Linked DNA regions of Homo sapiens: region 1 is linked to region 2. A link is an interaction called in ENCODE POLR2A ChIA-PET data of the cell type or tissue named here. Cell type or tissue: A673. All regions are shown on one strand. Each heading gives the region's core, and the rest is flanking DNA. Links, peaks and the distances in the headings are about the cores only.

Region 1 (11,123 bases), core at 3,236-8,235, 110 kb before region 2:
CTGTTACCTATCTCGGCATAATTCTCATAAAAACACACGTGCTCTCCCTGCCAATTGTGTCCGACTGATCTCTCAAACCCAAGCACCTTCTACAAAACAACAACTCCTTTCCTTCCTAGGCATGGTTAGCGCGGTCAGAATTCTTACACAAGAGCCAGGACCACACCCTGTAGCCTTTCTGTGCAAACAACTTGACCTTACTGTTTTAGCCTAGCCCTCATGTCTGCGTGCAGCAGCTGCCGCTGCTTTAATACTTTTAGAGGCCCTCAAAATCACAAACTATGCTCAACTCACTCCCTACAGTTCTCATAACTTCCAAAATCTATTTTCTTCCTCACACCTGACACATATACTTTCTGCTTCCCGGCGCCTTCAGCTATACTCACTCTTCGTTGAGTCTCCCACAATTACCGTTGTTCCTCGCCCAGACTTCAATCCGGCCTCCCACATTATTCCTGATACCACACCTGACCCCCATGACTGTATCTCTCTGATCCACCTGACATTCACCCCATTTCCCCAAATTTCCTTCTTTCCTGTTCCTTACCCTGATCACACTTGATTTATTGATGGCAGTTCCACCAGGCCTAATCGCCACACACCAGCAAAGGCAGGTTATGCTATAGTACAAGCCACTAGCCCGCCTCTTAGAACCTCTCATTTCCTTTCCATTGTGGAAATCTATCCTCAAGGAAATAACTTCTCAGTGTTCCATCTGCTATTCTACTACTCCTCAAGGATTATTCAGGCCCCCTCCCTTCCCTACACATCAAGCTCGAGGATTTGCCCCACCCAGGACTGGCAAATTAGCTTTACTCAACATGCCCCGAGTCAGGAAACTAAAATACCTCTTAGTCTAAATAGACACTTTCACTGAATAAGTAAAGGCCTTTCCTACAGGGTCTGAGAAGGCCACTGCAGTCATTTCTTCCCTTCTGTCAGACATAATTCCTCAGTTTAGCCTTCCCACCTCTATACAGTCTGATAACAGACCAGCCTTTATTAGTCAAATCAGCCAAGCAGTTTTTCAGGCTCTTAGTATTCAGTGAAACCTTTATATCCCTTACGGTCCTCCGTCTTCAAGAAAAGTAGAACGGACTAAAGGTCTTTTAAAAACACACCTCACCAAGCTCAGCCACCAACTTAAAAAGGACTGGACAATACTTCTACCACTTTCCCTTCTCAGAATTCAGGCCTGTCCTCGGAATGCTACACGGTACAGCCCATTTAAGCTCCTGTATAGACGCTCCTTTTTATTAGGCCCCAGTCTCATTCCAGACACCAGACCAACTTAGACTGTGCCCCCCACCAAAAAAAAAACTTGTCATCCCTACTATTTTCTGTCTAGTCATACTCCTATTCACCGTTCTCAACTACTCATACATGCCCTGCTCTTGTTTACACTGTTTTTCCAAGCCATCACAGCTGATATCTCCTGGTGCTATCCCCAAACTGCCACTCTTAACTCTTGAAGTAAATAAATAATCTTTGCCGGCAGGACTCTGCCGAATCTCCTTAAGCACTCTCTAATCAGATATCCTGAGTTGTCCCAATTCTTAGACCTTTTATACCTGTTTTTCTCCTTCTGTTATTCCATTTAGTTTTTCAATTCATACAAAACCATATCCAGGCCATCACCAATCATTCTATACAACAAATGTTTCTTCTAACGTCCCCACAATATCACCCCTTACCACAAGATCTGCCTTCAGCTTAATCTCTCCCACTCTAGGTTCCCACGCCGCCCCTAATCCCGCTTGAAGCAGCCCTGAGAAACATCGCCCATTCTCCCTCCATACCACCCCCCAAAAATTTTCGCCGCCCCAACACTTCAACACTATTTTGTTTTATTTTTCTTATTAATATAAGAAGGCAGGAATGTCAGGCCTCTGAGCCCAAGCCAAGCCATCGCATCCCCTGTGACTTGCACGTATATACGCCCAGATGGCCTGAAGTAACTGAAGAATCACAAAAGAAGTGAATATGCCCTGCCTCACCTTAACTGATGACATTCCACCACAAAAGAAGTGTAAATGGCCGGTCCTTGCCTTAACTGATGACATTACCTTGTGAAAGTCCTTTTCCTGGCTCATCCTGGCTCAAAAAGAACCCCCACTGAGCACCTTGTGACCCCCACTCCTGCCTGCCAGAGAACAAACCCCCTTTGACTGTAATTTTCCTTTACCTACCCAAATCCTATAAAACGGCCCCACCCTTATCTCCCTTCGCTGACTCTCTTTTCGGACTCAGCCTGCCTGCACCCAGGTGAAATAAACAGCCATGTTGCTCACACAAAGCCTGTTTGGTGGTCTCTTCACACGGACGCGCATGAAACTTGGCATTGCCATTTTACAGATGAAGGCCAGGAAGTTTCAGCAATCTGCCCAAGTTAGGAAGTGGAGAGCTGGAGGTCCCACCCAGGACTGCCTCGTGGATGCAGCTTCTCTTGCCCTCATAGCTTCTCTCTCGTGATACATGTTAGGCTGTCCTACTTCCTCCAGGAAGTCACCCCACGTTCTCGTGAGCCAACAATACCATTCTTCACACATCAACAATGTGAGCCAACTCCCACATAAAATGCCGACCAACAGACCAACTGCAGGGCATTTCATCCCGAAATATGTAGCAGCTGGATACAGAACAGAAAGAGACACGAGGTGGAGACACGAGGGTTCAGGCTGGTTTGTCTACAGTGGAATGGAGTCTCCTAAACTCAATGGCAAAGGTCACAGGATGGTCAGCTGTGAGAAGAGAGCAGGGAATCAAGGGCAGCAGCTTGTTTTGTCCTACAAACACTGTCCTAAAAACACTGCAAAATTCTCATGTTGAAACAAAACTCCTGGATATCTACACAAAAATCTGCACACAAATATTCCTAGCAACATTACTCATAATACCCCAAAAGTGGAAACCACCTCACTATGAACGGAGTGTCTCCAAAATTCATATGTTGAAGTCTTAATCTCCATTGTGATGATATTTGAAGGTGGGGCTTTGGGGAGGTAATTAGGGAGAAGGAGGAGCCTTTGCGAATGGAATTGATGCCGTTAGAAGAAGAGACAGGAGAGAGATCATCTCTCTCTGCCACAGGAGGATCCAGCATAAAGATGGCGTCCTGCAAGAGCTCCCTCACTGAGCACTGAATCAGCCAGCCGCTTGATCACAGACTTCCAGACTCCAGAACTGTGAGAAATAAACGTCTGTTGTTTAAGCCACTCAGGCTGAAGCGAGTGTTGTGGCAGCCAAACAGACTAAGACAAACCCAAATGCCCATTAACTGATAAATGGATGCATAAAATGTTATAATATTGTATGCAATATTATTTCATAAAAATGAAGGAAATTATTCCACAATACAAAGGAATACAATTATGATTCATGCGACAATACGGTTGAATCTTCAAGACATTATACTAAGTGAAAGAAGTCAGGAACAAGGGTCCCATATAACCATAGGTTCCACTTACACAAACGTCCACAACACATAAATCTAGAAACAGAAACTACGTTAGTGGCTGCCTAGGGTTTAGGATGAGGAGGGTAGATGTGAAGAATGAAGGAGGTGTGACTGCAATAGGGTACAGTTTCTTTTAGGGTAATGAAAATATTCTAAAATTGATTGCAACTCTGTGGATATGCTGAAAACCATTGAATTATATACTTAAAATAGGTGAATTGCATAGTATGTGAATTATACCTCAATGAAGCTGTTACCAAAAAAACCCCCACAATATTCTACTTAGAATATTGTGCTTAGAAACAAAATAAGTTCTCCAATTGTTGGGGGTCTGGGGAGGAACTCATGGTGTTTCATCAAAATGATCCAAAATTGATTCTGTTCTGATCTAGCCTCTTCTCCCAGACATCCTTAACTCAGCAAATGGCCCCACACTCTGCCACAGCTAGAAAGCTATGAGTCATCCTTGATTTCTCCTCTTCCTGCACCATCCCCCAAATTCAAATGCATCAGCAACTCCTGTCCATTACCTCTCCAAAATACACCTCACACTTCACCCATTTATGCTCCTCCTCAATGCCACCAACCTAGTCCAAACCATCACCCTCTCTCAATTCTGACACATCTTGTTCCCATTCTTGCCATCCTCTGATCCATTCGCAATGCATGGCAAGTTATTGTTTCACAACATAAGTCAGCTCCTGGCTCTCCAAGGCAGACACCCTTCTCTGGTCGCACAAGGCAGGAACTGAAGATCCACCCTTCCTCGTGCCTCCAGCGCTCTGCTCATCATGACCCCCTAAGCTACTCCAGACATGCTCTGCTCCCTTTCGCCCTCAGCTATGCCAAAGCCTTTATCGCCTCCAGCCCTTTGCACTTGCTGTTCCCTCTGCCTGGGCCCCTCTTCCTTCACATCTTTGCATGACTGACTGGCTGTGACTCATCCTTTAAGGGTCCCAACTCAGACCTCTCTCAGAGAAGAGGCCCCTGACCACCCTGTGCAGAGGGGCCCCACTCAGTTCCACCTTATCTCATCCAGTGTTCCTGTTACAGCACTGCTTGCAAATTGTAGTTACCTTGTTTGTTTGTCTACTCTGTTCTCATCTGCCTTACCCACTAGAAACTGGATCCAATCTTTTCTTTTTATTCAAACACCTTCTATAAATATTTGCTTTTTGTTTTTGTTTTTGTTTGAGACAGGGTCTCACTCTGTTGCCCAAGATGGAGTGCAGTGGCGCGATCACTATGAAAAGATCAGGTCACAGGGATACAAAGACGACCAGGATTTGTAGTTGACCAGGATTTGGTGCTACCCTAAAAGAGGTCTTCTTTTCTGGGGGACAGGGACACAGTAATGTAAACGTGTATTTCAATGCAATATGATAAATGTTCTGAGTACTTTTGCTATTGAAGCACAGAGATAAAGCTCTCTCCAAGTCTGAGTCATATTTGTTCTGGAAGAATCAAGGAATTTTGAAGACAGAAAAATGAAGCAAGGGCTCTCCGGTTTTATTTGCAATGTTCTGTGTTTCCAAATCACTTTTAGTAATCTGCCTTTTGAGAGAGGCATCCCCTTTACCACCCTGCCTAAGAGGAAAATTAATTCGATAATTATTTAAAATTTGGTAGGTTTCAAAGGAATGGGTATTTGGAGCACACTTCACTAGTCTTTCCCCTTTTGTTTTAAAAATTTGCCAAAGTAAAAAGTTGCTTTAGAAAGTAGAAAACCAATAATGACACTAGCAACCTGGAATGCAGTAGAGGCAGCTATCCGGCATATCTCAGATTATAATATTCAAATACATGCCGAAGACAAACACAATTTGGCATGCTACAGAACTAGAGAAACAGGTAGGCCTGAGAGTTACTTGAATTTTTTCTGGGGCAGAAACTCAGAAATCCAAAAATGATCTTATTTACAAGCCTTTAGTCTGAGTTGACCTTTCTTCTTTAAAAGACATCGATGCCCTTTCGTTGTTTCATTTTCTGCCAATTTCCAAATGTTCTCCAAGAAAAAGACAACCTCTGAAATTCACCAAAAAATGAATAAATAAAAACCCTCTAAATCAATCACTAAATGAGGAAAAATAGACAGAACTTCGTTAATTGACTCAGGCTTTTAAAAATTGTCTCTCCTGATGGGGACTGAGGGATGAGATCTTGAAGCTCACAGAACACAGAGTGAGTCAACAGCGGCATCTAGTGTTCAATCAGAATCCTGCAAAGCCCCTCGTTGGAGATGGGAGGATCTGTGTGTTATTGTAAGAGGCAAATCAGTTACATTTATCCACTCGTGGAAATCATTGAGAAGCACTCACCCGAGTGTTTATGGTGCTGCTTCCATAGATGTTCACAGGAGAAGGACGCAGGTTGTCCTAATTCCAGAGAGACGGAACATCACACAGCCTTGGCATGCATCTCACCTGCATCTCAGCCTCATCTCAGCTTCCCCTCAGACTCAAACTCAAAGACAGGACTATGTGCCTGAGAGTCCCTGAAGGGCAGAAGCCCTCTAAGGTGGTTTATCAGCCTTCTCTGGAGTAAACGGAATAGATTGTGTTAATTGTTGGAAATAATCCTGCTTTTGCCTTAACTTTTTTCTGGACACCCTGAACTCTTCAGTGAATAGTGAATTCTGGGGAAACTATTTAATCGGCTACAATCTATAAATAAGGGGTGATTTTGGATCTGTGTATGCCAGTGATTTTCACCATTTTTCCCCAGCAATGAAATGATTTAAGGGAAAAACATGAGATATTTGGAATGACAATGTTACAAAGAATAGATACATATACATAATCTATAGCTGATCTCTTTAAAGGGGGGTTGGTGTAGAAAAACCAGACCTACAGGCACTCAGCCATCCAGAACTCCCACCCTTCCCTTGCCTCTCCTCACCCCACTCTCCTTGGCCCCCCACCCTATTGGCCCCAGCCCCGTGCCACTCCCAGCTGCTGAGGCTTATCTGCAGAGACCTAGGTCCTCCTAGAATAACAGAAGCCTTTTAAACTTGGATCTGTTTTCTTTAGGAGAAAAGTGACAGAAAGGCACCCAACAGACCTGGGCAAAGGATACAAGGTACATTAATACAGGTTAAGATGTAACCTAGCGGACACAGAGAGCTACAAAAAGGGGGAGGCTTAGCAGCATTTTGGCAGTTGGAAAGACAAGCTTCCCTTGTTTTCTATACCCACCAAGGTGCCCTGCCTTCATCCTCACCACTTTGCTGATGGCATTATGTCTTTGGCTGAGGATGCCATCAGATCCTTTGGGAAATTCTCCTTGCCATTCTGAGAGATTTTATACCCTCCTGAGCCCTCCCGGGGGCTGCCCACCTGTCTGCCCATAGATGCAAGTTACTGGTGACAGTGCCAGCAAAAATCTGAAGGTTTACTGAAAGGAGAGTCAGTGGGCAGTATCTTCCTAACACCATGTGCCTTGGAGCTTCCTCTATAATTATTCATTCATTCACTTCATTCACTGAGAAAGCATAATTGGGTATATTCCAAACTACCCCAACCAAAAGGCCAGCATTTGTTATGGTTGGAAACTACTTGTTTACCTAGATTATAAAAATAATAAGCCCGGGCACAGTGGCTCATGCCTGTAATCCCAGCACTTTGGGAGGCCGAGGCAGGTGGATCACCTGAGGTCAGGAGTTCACGACCAGCCTGGCCAACATGGTGAAACCCGTCTCTACTAAAAATACAAAAAATTAGCTGGGCATGGTGGTGAGCGCCTGTAATCCCAGCTACTCAGGAGGTGGAGGCAGGAGAAACACTCTAATCCGGGAGGCGGAGGAAGTTGCAGTGAGCCAAGATCGTGCCATTGCACTCCAGCTTGGGCAACAAGAGTGAAACTCCATCTCAAAATAATAGTAATAATAACAGCATCTTCTAAACAACAAAAAGCCTGGAAGCCAGCCCTTATGGCTGAAATGTCATTTGTATGGCTTATCAGAGAATAAAATGAAGATTCCTCTCCATCTCTTTCACTCAGTAAACTATGTGTCAGATGTATGTCATTCTTACTCAAAGCTTATTAATGATAGGTAACACTGAGCAATTGCCACAAGACGGGCTTTCTTCTCAATACTTCATCTCGGGATTTCTCAATCTCAGCATGACTAGTATTTTGGGATGTACAGTTCTTTGTGATGGGGGCCTGTATTAAGCATTGTAGGATGTTTAGCAACATCCCCGGCCATCCACCACATGAGAATTGCTTCCCCCAACCCCTGCACCAGTTGTGACAGCTAAGAATGTCTCCAGATATGGCCAAATGTCCCCTGGGGAGCAAAATTGCTCCCCTCCCCTGTTATATAAGAATCATTACCTTGACCAGGTGCAGTGGCTTATGCTTGTAATCCCAGCACTTTGGGAGGCCAAGGCAGGGGGATTGCTTGAGTTCAGGAGTTCGAGACCAACATAGTGAAACCCCATCTCTACTAAAAAATACAGAACATTAGCTGGGCATGGTGGCACATGCTTGTAGTTCCAGCTACTCAGGGGGGCTGAGTTAGGAGGATTGCTTGAGCCTGGGAGGTTGAGGCTGCAGTGAGCCCTGATGGTGCCACTGCACTCCAGCCTGGGTGGCAGAGCAAGACCCTGTCTCAAAAAAAAAAAAAAAAAGTCACTGCCTTATAAATTAATTATATAATTCATGCAAAAATCTATACAGATTAGATGGTTTTATTTCTCCTGTTTTAAGTTGACAAAACCAAAGCACAAAAGGTTGTATAACTTTCCCAACTGTACACAACTAAACTCATCTTAGATGAGCACTCCAGCTCCAGAGCCTATGCTCTCCACCACTCTGTTCCATTCTCCTCTAAATTCCAAGCCCCAGTTTATTAACCAGAATCAGCAGAACTCTCAGAAGAGCTGGTAATTTCCCTGGCACCATCACTGTCTTGGGTGGATGTGCTGCCTCTTCCAGAGGCCTGGACAGTAAAAAGAAAAACAAGAGTTAAATCAGATCTTTTCAACCTTGCCCTCATGTGTGAAACTACATTTCTCAGGACATCTCAGCTAAGAAGTTACTATAAAGTTTCAAGAGCCATCACAAAACAAAATTTCTCCAGTTTCATCTCAACTCACTGTGGCCACCCTCACCACCTTTAAATTCCTTCCAAAATCTTTGGGCCCCTGATTTACTCAGAAACCACAGCTGGAACCACTTCAAGTGGGATCTTAGTGGGTGCCGTGTGAATTGATCAATTCCCATGCACTAGCTCATTTAAACTTTATAACAAGTATTTTACCCATTTAACTATAGGGGAAACTAAGGATTAAAGTGATTAAATAACTTGCCCAAAGTCACTCACATTATTAGTCAGTATTCTTCCAAGAAACATAATCAAAATGAGAAATCTATCTATCTATCTATCTATCTATCTGTCTATCTATCTATCTGTCCATCTATCTATCTGTCCATCTATCTAGGGTCCATAAGACATTTTGATACAGGTATGCAATGCATAATAGTCACATCATGGAAAATGGGGTATCCATCTTTCAAGCATTTATCTTTCGTGTTACAAACAATCCAATTACACTCTTTTAGTTACATTAAAATGTACAATTAAACTATTATTGCCTATAGTCACCCTGTTGTGCCATCAAATACTAGATCTTATTCATTCTTTCTAATTTATTTTGTACCCATTAACCAGCCCTACCTTCCCCTCAAACCCCTTCTCCACTACCCTTCCCAGTCTCTGATAACCATTCTTCCACTCTCTACCTCCATGAGTTCAATTGTTTTGATTTTTAGATCCCACAAATAAGTAAGAACATTCAATGTTTATCTTTCTGTGCCTGGCTTATTTCACTTAACATAATGACCTCCAGTTCATCCATGTTGTGCAAATGACAGGATCTCATTCTTGTATATATGCACCACATTTTCATTATCCATCCATCTGTTGATGGACACTTAGCTTGCTTCCAAATCTTGGCCATTGTGAACAGTGCTGCAACAAACATAGGAGCGCAGCTATCTCTTTTTGATACACTGATTTCCTTTCTTTTGAGTATATACTCAACAGTGGGATTGCCAGATCATGTGGCAGCTCTATTTTTACCTTTTCGAAGAAACTCCAAACTGTTCTCCATAATGGTTGTACTAATTTACACTCCCACCAACAGTGTATGAGGGTTCCCTTTTCTTCACATCCTTGCCAGCATTTGTCATTGCCTGTCTTTTGGATATAAGCCCCTAAGACATCTTCAGACATGCCTGAATCCTTGAGTGGACACAACATCCAGTCTTTCTCCAAAGGTGCTCCAGAGATCACCTGCATCAAACTATCCTGGAGCAGGAAGCATGAAAGCTGTCTAGTTTCTCAGGCAGGTGATCAAGGTCAACACCATCATACTAAGTTGCCTTGTTAATGTGTAACCTTTATATGATGTGATGAAAATGACACTTCATCTCTGTGGCCTCCCCCCAATCTAATCACAAGAAAAATATCAGACAAATCCCAATTGAGGTATATTTTTACAAAATATTTGGCCAATACTCTTCAAAAACATGGACAGTCCAAGACACTATCATGCCCAAGAGGAGGAACCTAAGGAGGCATGACAACTAAATGTAATGTGGCATTAGGTAAAAACCAAGGAAATAGGAATGGAGTAGAGCCTTTAATTAATAATAATGTATCAATATTGGTTCACTAGATATGACTAACCATACTCATGTGAGATGTTAATAACATGGAAAACTGGTTGTGGGGTATATGAAAACTTTCTTTTTTTTTTTTTTTTGACACAGTTTTGCTCTTGTTGCCTAGACTGCGGTACAATGACATGATCTCCGCTCACTGCAACCTCTGCCTCCCTCATTCAAGCGATTCTCCTGCCTCAGCCTCCCTAGTAGCTGGGAATACAGGACCCCGCCACTACACCCAGCTAATTTTTTGTATTTTTAGTAGAGATGGGGTTTCACCATGTTGGCCAGGCTTGTCTCGAACTCCTGACTTTAGGTGATCTACCTGCCTCGACCTACCGAAGTGCTGGGATTGCAGGCATGAGCCACTGCACCCAGCTCATGAAAACTTTCTGCACAATCTTTGCAAATTTCTATAAATGTAAAACTATTCTAAAATAAAAAGTCTATTAAAAATGCCTATTTTCAGGCCTCATGCTAGTCCTTCAGAATTACACTATCCTGAGTGGGATGCAGACACCTACATATCTAACAAGACCCCCAGGTCTGAAAACTAATTTAGGATTAGCTGGAACTCCTACTACACTCAGAAGGCAACACCCTTGCAGCCACCTGCTCAGCTGCCCAAAAGAAAGGTGCAGAAGCTTCAACAGAGACGAAGTTCAGGATACTAAAGAGTAGATACTTAGCTTCTAGAACACAGCAGCCAGTTCCTTTGTCTCGTGTATTATATTGCCATCAAATGCCTCTGAATAGAAATCATCAGTTCAATTTTTGCCCCAAAATTGGATTTGAACCTCTTGCAGTAATGATGCTAATAAAATTACCTCTAATAAGATATCTAAACTGCATTTTTGCACTCTGCCATTAACAAAGTAAAACACTTAATGGTTAATTTGTCCTGCATCTTGGCTCACCACTGTATCTCTCAAAGAGTAACAAAACCAGCCGGGCAAGGTGGCTCATGCCTGTAATCCCAGCACTTTGGGAGGCC
Region 2 (11,123 bases), core at 3,209-8,208:
GCCATGCCATTATCACGTTGAATAAAATGACCAGTAATTTTGCATACAAATTCCTCCGCTGTCTCAATGCCTTCACAAGAGCGAGTAAGTGGTAGAAGCTGGGATTCGAACCCAAGCAGTTGGACTCCAGTGCACTCTAAAATCTGTACTTCATGGAAAGAGAGAATCCAACAAGAGCCCTGAAGGAACTGGCAGAAAAGGGCAAAATAAGCAGAGAGAAACAGGATGCCAGGAAGCAGCAAGCAGAAAGGTCAGTAACCTCAGCAAAGGGTGGCCTCAGTCAAGAAGGGGATTTCAAGATATTTCCTATTGCGGAACTGAAGACCTCAAGGAGAACAAGTCTGAAGGCTGCAGACAAGAACAGGTGGTGGGCCTACCTATCTTGGAGTGGGGAGGAGACCTCTGTAAGGCAATGTGAATGCTGATGGCATCAGGACTTGGCAAATCTTAAGACTCTGACTCCCACCAGGCAGAACGCAGGACTGCCTCTCACTAGACTGAGCCACGGCTGCTTGAAAGCTGAAACTAACCCACAGAGGGCCTTGGTTACCATACAAATCAGAAATAGTGTTGTCCAGGATAAGATCCAAAATAGCCTAGAGATTTGGCTGTCTTAAAACATGGGCTCAGTAATCGCTAGTTTTGACGTAGCATACCTTTCCTGAATATGGTTTAGAATCTTCCCGCTGGTTGATCTTATTTCAATAGATGGCTCCTTTGCTGAAATGAAATCCTTGTAAACAAGGAGTGCAGAAGAAATACCAAAGGAAGAAACTAAAGCTCAAGTTGAAGCTTTGCAAGCAGGTCTTGCATCCTAAGAAGCCACTGCCCAGACAGGCTGGTGTTCCAAAACTAACCACAAGGTGGCACTGCTTTGAGCCAAGCCCCAGGTCATGTTAAAAAATGAATGAGATCAATGGTGAAGTTTTACAGTTGCAGAATAGCCAAATGGCAGCCATGAAAAGAAACCCCTTAGACCTCCTGCTACAGGAAACAAAATTGATTGGCTGTGGGTCCCAGCTGCTGCCCCTCTCCATCCATCACTGCCTTCCCCTCGGGCTGCTCCTGGCCTGTGACAAGCACAGCCCTGCTGTCCATCTAGGCTATTCCCTTGGGACAAGGGTGGTTCCCATGGGTGACTTTGCCTTGAGGACTTCCCATCTGCCTGGCCCTCTCTTTCTTGGACTGTACTGCAGTCTGTGATATTTTTTTTTCCTACCCAATTCCCTTCCTCCTCTCTCTCCTTCACAGTTGTCAGAACTTCATTATAGCTCTATTCAGGAGTGGCCCCGTGATGGTGGAGATGGAAAATCTTTCTAATGGGCAGCGTGTGAGAGTGCAACTGGTATCTACAATGGAATGAAAAGTGGCCCGAGATGAGAATATATACAGTGGCCAGGAAACAAGGTCTGGGGTAGAGGATTACGGATGAGCCCAGGGGAGTGGGCGCTCCAGGGGAGTGTCATTTCCGCCTCCCACGTTAATGTCCCCAGAATGCAATCCTCATGGAAGAGGTGTAGAACAACCAAGCAGTCAAGAAAACTCAGCCAGTTGATAGCTGGACTTCATCACCGGCCAGCCCAGAACTGGTGTGACAGGCACAGTGATGGAGGCAGGCTGTAGACGGCCCATTAGCATGGACTCCCTGTTAACCAAGGTCAACGGAGCTGTCACTGCCCCTGCATGTCCAACCTTCCTGCAACACAGATCATTGCTGAGCCCTGAAGTGGCATTGCTCTTTAAGGAGACCAATGGGCCACAGGACGGCCAGTCGACAAGTGGCAGGCTCCAGATGTAATTGCTCCTCTGTTCTGAGAAAATGGATCTGGGTCCTCTAAGTTGTTCCCCTGAGCCAGCGGGCTCTGAAGCTTTGTTGGGAGAGGGTGATGGAGAGACATTGGAGGAGGAAGAGGGTTTTGCTTCCTGACCCGTGCAGTGCAGACTGCTTCACAGGAGTGCTAAGGAGCACCAGCTTCCCAGCACCTCCCTCAGGGGGTTTTGCATCAGAGGCCTCTGGTAGGACACTTCTCTGTACAGTTTTCCCCAGGATGCCAGAGGGCAGGTTTCTAGCAAGTTCCACCAGCAGAGCACCACAGTGACTTCTCTGCCCTCCACTGATTCACAGCCATGCCCTCCCTACTCAATCTGGGTGTCAGCCCCAGGGGTGCTATGGAGGGCTCTTCTTTTTTTTTTTTTTTTCGAGACAGGGTCTTACTCTGTCACCTAGGCTGGAGTGCAATGGTGCAATCTTGGCTCACTGCAATCTCCGCCCTCAGGTTCAAGTGATTCTCCTGCCTTAGCTTCACTAGTAGCTGGGACTACAGACGCCCGCCACCAGGCCGGCTAATTTTTTGTATTTTTCATAGAGACGGGGTTTCACCATGTTGGCCAGGCTGGTCTCAAACTCCTGATCTCAGATGATCTGCCCACCTCAGCCTCCCAAAGTGCCGGGATTCCAGGCATGAGTCACTGCGCCCAGCCAAGGTTCTTCTTTGAGCTCTCAGTCTTAGTCCTAGTGGTGCAGGCTACTCCTGATATCTGCTATTCTCATGTTCAAGTTCTTTTTACTTCCTACTAGCCAGTCCTTCACTACTCCAATCTGCTGTGATAATCACTCTTCACTTTTAACTTGCCCTGTTCAAATTGCTGTGTGGTTTCTGCGTCACTCCTCATAGTGACAGATACCTCTTCCAGGCAAGAGTTTGTCTTTCCTGCCTGCAGGGACTCAGACACCATGACTATCTGGGGGCTATAGAAAGCCTGAACCATAGGCATGGAATCCCATGGGGCATAGCATCCAATCAGGTGACTCACCTCCCAGTGAAGGAGACGAAAGAGTGAGCCCCTGGTTGTGGAACCACTGTGTATCCACACCCCGCACCATCCATAGGCAGCCAGCCTCATAGAGGGCTTGAACAACCAAGACCCAGCTGAAGGGCCAGGATGGAGTGCTTGCTGTCTTCAAAGATGCATGTCCCCAGTAGGTTTGGGACCATGTCTGGGATCCGGTAGATGAAACTGGGAGTGGCCCTGCATTCCATCATTCCCAATGATCTGCTGCAGGATTTAAGGAGAATAGCAGCACTGGAAATCCTGGTGCCAAAGAGGGAGGCTCTTGCCAGGGGACATAAGGTCCCAGTGAGCTACAAACTATGACTGATGCTGGAACTGATCTCTGAACTCCCTTTGTCCAGGCACCAGCAGGAGGAGAGAGAGTTACTTTTACACTGTAGAGAATCCACATGACCCACTGAGCGCCTGCTGGTATTCCTGTGGGCCACTGTAAATGTCAATGCATACTTTCAGCAAGCCTGTCTTAAGAAAGCATCACTTTGCTGCAATCTGAGATGCCTCCTGCCCAATCCTCTCTCCCCTCTCTTTTACAGGGGTCAGCCTTGCAGCATGGTCTGAAGGCCATCGCTGCCTTCTCTGGCTCCCTGCCCTTATCCTTCATGGGCCTGGTACCCAATAAGTGTCATGCAAATCTCATTATGTCTGGGCACCTGCTTTTCAGAGGACCTGAACATAAGCCACAAAGCATAAGATTAGTGTGGGGGAGGTATAATGTTCACAAGGGTCATCTTTATCAACAAACTCTTTTTACATAAATATAGAATTTTCATTTTGTTTCCTGTCTTTCAGTTATATGCCGTGGACATCATGGCCTTATCCTTTATAGCACTCGTGTTCTCTCTCTTTCTCTCAATCTCTCCCTACTGTAAGCTCAGTAAGGACAAGATACATGTGTATTTTTTCACCATTGCATGTCTGACTCCTAGCATAATGCTAAATACATAGTAGGTGCTCCAAATTATTAAGCCTATTCAAGAACAGTCACTCTACAACAAAATTTACTAAGCGTAGTTGCAAAAGTACATTATTGACAGGATACTATTATGATGTACATAAGAGTCCTGGATAATAAATTCATAATTCTAAAAATATAGATAATGACCAGCTGTCCAGTGATAGTCTAAGAAGAAGCTCTAATAAGCAGTTGTACCTAAGTTTAGTGCTACATAGGCAGGTTCTGTCCCTTAAGCAGAAATAACTGGCAACGCTATGGAGATTTAAGGAGTCGATGGCAGTCATTAACACAGGTCATGTGAAAGCAAGCCCTGCCTTTTCCATCTTCTCCACCAACCTGTATTAGGGCCACTTTTCCCTCTAACATGGTTTGTAATTCTCAGTTGTTATGATATTATCAGTTCCAGAAGGCCACTGTTAAAGGGCTATCTGGGAGGAAAATGAAGCTTTCTGATCTTCCCACATTATTAGTATGAGCACAAAATTGAAGGACACACTCACTCTCAGGGGCAATTCTGCACTGGCACAAACCTGACAATGGAGAATAGCTCCTTAAATGCTGCACCCTGGGCACCTCATTAGCCTCTCCCTCGTGCTAGCCCTGCTTGGGAGCATGAGAAAGCTGCAGATTCTGGGTCCCAAACCCCAGAGCTTGGTAACTCACACACTTTAAAATGAGGGTAAATGACAGGCCGGGCGTGGTGGCTCTCACCTGTAATCCCAGCAATTTGGGAGGCCAAAGCGGGCAGATCACTTAAGGTCAGGAGATCAAGACCAGCCTGGCCAATATGGTGAAACACCATCTCTACTAAAAATACAAAAATTGGCCGGGCGTGGTGGTGCACACCTGTCATCCCAGCTACGCAGGAGGCTGAAGCAGCAGAATCACTTGAACCCAGGAGGTGGAGGTTGTGGTGAGCCGAGATTATGCTACTGCACTCCAGCCTGGGTGACAGAGTGAGACTCCATCTTAAAAATAAATAAATAAATAAATAAATAAAGTGAGTGTTAATGATAAAAAAAAGAAAATAGCTACTTCACCTCAGATACTTGAAAGAACTTTGATTAAGACAAAGAATGAACATATTCAATCTGCTAAAGGCATTTCTTCAATAAGGGTCTAACTATCAGACTGGAGCCACGGAAGGCAGAATATGGAACCCTAATACATTTGCATGCAACTGAAATTTTGTTTTTGCCTACAAAAGGAGATACATGGAAAAAAGGGAATACTTTGGACAGAAAATCAAGACACAAATCAGGCACTGCCAAAAATAAATCACATAAAACTTTTTCTTTGAATTAAGAGAATTTATACAAATTTGACTTCATAAACAAAAGAAACTATACATCAATAATTACCATAAGGCATTATTGCTCCTAAAGTATTTGCCACCAAAAATAAGTCATTGTATAATTCTAATTTTAATAATCTTAATTACGACACAATTTAGGTTTATTTTCTACCTTTATAATTTTGTTGTTGTTGTTTGTTTTTGTTTTTTGGGTTTTTTTTGAGATGCAGTCTCACTCTGTAGCCCAGGCTGGACTGCAGTAGCATGATCTCAGCTCACTGCAACCTCTGCTTCCTGGGTTCAAGCGATCCTCCTGCCTCAGCCTCCCAAGTACCTGGGACTACAGGTGTGTGCCACCACACCCGACTAATTTGTGTTTTTGTTTTTGTTGTTTTTCAGTAGAGACAGGGTTTTACCATGTTGGCCAGCCTGGTCTTGAACTCCTGACCTCAACTGACCCGCCTACCTCGGCCTCCCAAAGTGCTGGAATTACAGGCGTGAGCCACTGCGTCTGGCCTCTACCTTTACAATTAAATAATAAAATCTTCTGGGAGTTCATGATCCCTAGAATTATCATTGATTTAAAATTATTCCATTTTTCAAATACTTTTCTTAGAAATAAAAAGTAAAGTCATTAAAATATGTTAATTTCTGTTACTTATACATTTTTAAATCATAGGTTAAAAGACTCTGATTGGGACATAAGACTGTATATATTTCAGGAATAGTTTTTCCATAGATATAATTAATAACACTTAAAAATAAGAAAAATGTTTTCCATACCAACTATAAGCTTTTAAAAAGTACAGAAGCATATCCTCAAGATGTGAAGGCACTGGGGGATGGAGGACACCTTGTTTCCTCAGCTCAGAGCTTAGCTTTCTCCTTAAAGGTCTCCTTCATCTTTTTGACAACAGAAAGGTCCCCTGCTCCCTTGGGCCAGTTGTCATGATCTGTTAAAGAAGTGGAAAGCCTCCTGTCACTTGCAAATCTCATTTGCCCTCTTCACTCCCACCAAATCCTCTTGTTAATTTCCCTGGTTCACACATTTTCTCAGCACCAAAAAATAAATCCTTAGGGCAAACATTTGAGAAAAGACTTCAATTTGAATCTCAGGTCTGCCACACGTTAGCTTTCCTGAATTTGGGCACATGTCTCTTCCTGAGCCTCAGTTTCCTCCTCTATTAAAGGATACAACAATATCTACCTTTTAAAGTTGTGAGGGTTAAATATGACACCATGTGTGCAGTGCTTCGCATACTGTGGATCGTCAATAAATAGTGTCTCCTTAATAATCACAATTTAAAAATAGTGTCCTTACTTTGTACCAGGCACTGCTACTTGCCTCTCCAGCATCCAGGTCCCCATCTCTTCTTTCCAACAGCTTGTTTCCATTTAACGATCTAGAAGGTGCCAGGGAAGCTTGGCACCAAGGCATGTGGTCTAAGCTAAGTCAGTCAGTGCACTATAACCCCGCCACAGTTATTGGTTGGAAATGGACATTTGCATAAGTTGATCGAATATAGAGTGGATCTCAGAATTTTGTTAGAAATTCTGGAACAAAGTCACTCCTCCAGCCCTCTCTCTGTGCATCTGGGTATGAACACAGAAGTATCAGCCTTACACATAGAAACAGCAGGCAGCCATCCTGCAATGAGGAGAGCCTGCCTTAAGATAGAGCCAACACCATGGAGGCAAAAACAGGAAACAGGGGAAAAACTTGTCCTTGATGAGATCAGTGAGCTACTAAGTCAAGTCTTACCTGTTTTTCAGTTATGTGCCAGCGAATTCCTTTACTGATGAGCCCATTTTGAGTTGTGACTAAAAGCATCCAATTCGACAAATGACTTTATTTTTTTAATTTTTATTTTTTGAGACAGGGTCTTGCTCTGTCAGCCAGGCTGGAGTGCAGTTGTGCAATCATGGCTCACTGCAACCTCGACTTCCCGGGCTCCAGTGATCCTCCCACCTAAGCCTCCCAAGTACAGGCACATGCCACCATGCCAGGCTAATTTTTTAAATGTTTTGTTGAGACGGAGTTTTGCCAGGTTGCCCAGGCTGGTCTTGAATTCCTGGGATCAAGCAATTGGCCCACCTTTGCCTCCCAAAGTGCTGAGATTACAGGTGTGAGCCATGGTGCCCAGCCCCTGACATAGGGATTTAAATGTGCATTATCTAAGGCCAGGCACAGTGGCTCATGCCTGTAATCCCAGCACTTTGGGAGGCCGAGGCAGGCGGATCACCTGAGGTCAGGAGTTCGAGACTAGCCTGGCCAACATAGTGAAACTCCATCTCTACTAAAACTACAAAAAAATTAGTGGGGCATAGTGTCGGGCACCTGTAATCCCAGCTACTCTGGATCCTGAGGCAGGAGAATTGCTTGAACCTGGGAGGCAGAGATTGCAGTGAGCCGAAATCATGTCACTGCACTCCAGCCTGGGCAACAAGAGTGAGACTCTGTCTCAAAAAAAAAGAAAAGAAAAAGTCCCTTATCTAATTTAATCCTCCCAACAGCTCTATGAAATAAATACTGTATGTGTCCCTGCATACAGGAACAAAATAGAGGCTTATAGAAATTAACTTTCTCACAATCATACGGCTAATAAGGGTAGAGCCAAGTTTCCATCTTAGGCATTCTCACCTTGGAGCTGCCAATCTTAAAAGAAAACACCATAGTGAAAGGCTGAATAATCTCATTATTCGGGGGGCAGTATATTCTTAAAAGATAGATGTACCCGCTTTCCTCAAAAACTGAAAAAAATATTTTTAATGATAAAAAGTGTTAGAATTACAAAAGAAAATCATGTCACTGAAGGCCTAAGGAAGAAGCTATTTGAAATTTCTTTCCCTTCTAAAGGTAAAACAGTGCAACCTGCGATAAGAAATAGTGACTGAAGTCTACTGTGAGAGAAGTGGAAAGATTCTCTCCACCCTCACTACTTGGAATTTTTTTCAGAAAACAATATGGCAAAACCATGTAGGTATTTCTTCTTTCCAACCAAGACCCTTAAAACTACAGTATCCTATGGACATCACCACATTGATGTTATTAGTAATGAAATACATGTGGGAGGGGAAAATAATAAGTAAAATTAAAGTTCTATACTGTGATATTGTGAAACATATATTTGGTCTTCAACCCCATCTCCCGCATACAACTCCTAATATCCTAGACTCGCCAAAGTGATGTGTTCTTATATGTTAATGATTGACTGATGGCTGGCAGCCCCTAGTTAGCTTCAGTATAGGGGCTGGTCACCAGACAGACCAAGGCATGATTACAGGGTTGGGACCTTCAGCCCATACCCACCCCACAACCTCTGGGGAGGTAAGAGGGGCTGAAGGTTAAGTTGATCACCAGTGGCTGATGGTTTAATCAACCATGCCTATGTAATGAAGCCTCCATAAAAACCCAAAGGACTGGGTTCAAGAGCTTCCAGATAGCTGAACACATGAAGGTTCCTGGCAGGTGGTGGGGCCAAAAAGGACACAGAAGCTACGTGCCCCTTCTCACATGCCTTGCCCTGTGCACCCCTTCGGCTGTATCTCCTGTAATATCCTTTATCATAAACCAGTAAATCGAAGTGTTTTCCTGAGTTGTGTGAGCTGCTCTAGCAAATTACTCCAACCCAAAGAGGGGGTCGTGGGAACCCCAACTTGAAGCTAGTCAGTCAGAAGTTTTAGAGGCCCAGACTTGTGATGGTGTCCAAAGCAGGGGGCATCCTGTGGGACTGAGCCCTCAGCCTGTGGGATCTGATCCTATCTCCAGTGTCAGAACTGAATGAGAGGACGCCCAGCTGGGGTCTGCTGCAGAACTGCTTGCTTGGTTGCTGTGCGGGGGAAGTAACCCCAAACAACTGGTCACAGAAGTCTTCCGTGCTAATGGTTGTTGTGTTGTGAGAGCAGAGGAAAACCAGTTTGAGTTTTTGCTCGCCTCTCACATACACCAATCATTTATTAACGCAAAAAAGGCCTTAAGCCTTGATCAGACTGTCAGCACCTGAAAGAGTACGTAGACCCTGGGTCCTTGATATGAAATTCAGATTCACCTGGGTTACATCAACCATCTATTAATTTGCTAGTAGCCACTTAATTATCTTTAACAACAGAAATTCAATACATTTGCATTTTATACCCTTTACTACATTTTTGGAGTGATTTAGAGTTATTAGCTTAGATAAACCTTTTAACGTCTGTGGATTTGTTTTGTTGTTTATAAAACTAGGATACTGGACTTTGTGATCTTTTAGGACCCTTCAAACCGCAAAGTTCTGTTATCTAGTCATGAGACACACACACACATAAAGGCATTTGCATGTAATATCAATATTTGATTTAAACTTATAAAACTTCTGGTTTTTTTTCTTGAGACAGAGTCTTGGTTTATCTCCCAAGCTGGAGTGCAGTGGCATGATCTTGGCTCACTGCAATCTCCGCCTCCTGGGTTTACGTGATTCTCCTACCTCAGCCTCCCAAGTAGCTGAGACTACAGGTGCCCGCCACCACACCCGACTAACTGTTATATATATACATACGTATATGTGTATATATATATACACATACGTATATGTGTATATATATATACATACGTATATGTGTATATATATATACACATACGTATATATGTATGTGTATATATATATACACATACGTATATATGTATGTATATATATACACATACATATATATGTATGCGTATATATATATATTTTTTTTTGAGATAAGAGTCTCACTCTGTCGCCCAGGCTAGAGTGCAGTGGCACAATCTCGGCTCACTGCAACCTCCGCCTCCCGGGTTCACACCATTCTCCTGCCTCAGCCTCCCAAGTAGCTGGGACTACAGGCACCCGCCACCAAGCCTGGCTAATTTTTTTGTATTTTTAGTAGAGACGGGGTTTCACTGTGTTAACCAGGCTGGTCTCTATCTCCTGACCTCAAGTGATCCACTTGCCTCAGCCTCCCAAAGTGCTGGGATTACAGGCATGAGCCACCATACCCGGCCAAATTTCTGTTTTTGTACATCAAAAATGATGAATACAGAAATTTCATATGCCTTCATTCAATATATATCTCAAAGAGAGCACAAAATAGCACCATAGCACCCCACCCCACCTAGCAGGCCTGATTCTTCTGCTCAGATATGTAAGCCATTTACTGGAGGAACAAAATGGAATTAAATCTTTAAAACTATAGCATGCTCTTGCCTCTTTTCTGTCTCCTCTTTCGAAACATATACTGAGAATATTTTTCAGGGTTCAAATTCCACCAACCTATGCATGCACAAAAAGCTCAGTTCCATAATATAGATAGTTAGATATTTTCTGTGACTAGGAATATTTCATTAAAAAAATCACATCATGAATATAAACATTTTGTACATTTTGATGTTCTATAAGAGAGCACCCTCATCTCTTAAGTAACTACTTATAATAAATTTTAAACCCCTGAACATGACACAGCATAAAGCTGGTGACTGCTCATTCCTCAGCTGCTCACCTGGTACCTCATACGAGTGAGTATAGAGACTCCGGCCCCCATCCACATCCACCGACTGTCCAGTGATGAAGGAAGCTGCAGGAGACAGTAGGAAGCAGACCACAGAGGAGACCTGGAAACAGAAACACACATGTGCATAGGTAAAAGCAAATACTCCCCATTTCTAACCGCCTCACATTCCCCAGTAAAGGCATCTCAAAGCCCATGATTGTAACATGAATCCAACAGTGTGTGCATGTGCACCACAACCTCACAGTACATAGACAACTTCCTTTTCCTACAATTTCCCTTTCTACCTGAGCATCACCGAAATCAGGTAGGTGACTAGGGTAAAGGTGGCAAGGTATGAGGGAGCCTTAGACGATGTCAAGCAAGCTACATGACGTCAAGAAGCCATAAGTGAACTCAGTGCTTCAGCTCTGCTCTTTCCCATTTCAAACAATTCACTTCCTTCCATGCCTTTCATTGTCCTCCACAACCCCATTTTCCATCACTACCTCGTGCCTTTTATGTTTTGGTCCCTGA

The links. Peaks named below come from ENCODE experiments on the same cell type or tissue, not always from the same donor. Only the 100,000 strongest peaks of a DNase experiment are listed, where the experiment ranks them.
Region 1: POLR2A ChIA-PET joins it to region 2 with 13 read pairs; 2 of 35 experiments call an interaction of 5 or more read pairs at or near these places.

Annotation. Positions count from the first base shown.
Region 1 is chr2:215,925,795-215,936,917 of GRCh38, forward strand. No RefSeq gene overlaps it. Among named protein-coding and RNA genes, the nearest start is that of MREG, 82 kb to the right of the region's middle. RefSeq lists an enhancer at 1,817-2,343. In A673, for the core only: CTCF peaks have their summits at 5,658 (motif pointing left) and 5,858; a DNase peak (open chromatin) is centred at 5,647; H3K27ac peaks cover 485 bases.
Region 2 is chr2:216,033,306-216,044,428 of GRCh38, forward strand. It overlaps PECR (peroxisomal trans-2-enoyl-CoA reductase), which reads right to left. Exons shown (of 8, transcript NM_018441.6): 7 at 10,599-10,710; 8 at 5,083-6,055. The coding sequence ends at 5,970. It also overlaps a transcript of MREG not described here. Among named protein-coding and RNA genes, the nearest start is that of MREG, 25 kb to the left of the region's middle. In A673, for the core only: no CTCF peak of the experiment used is centred there; no DNase peak of the experiment used is centred there.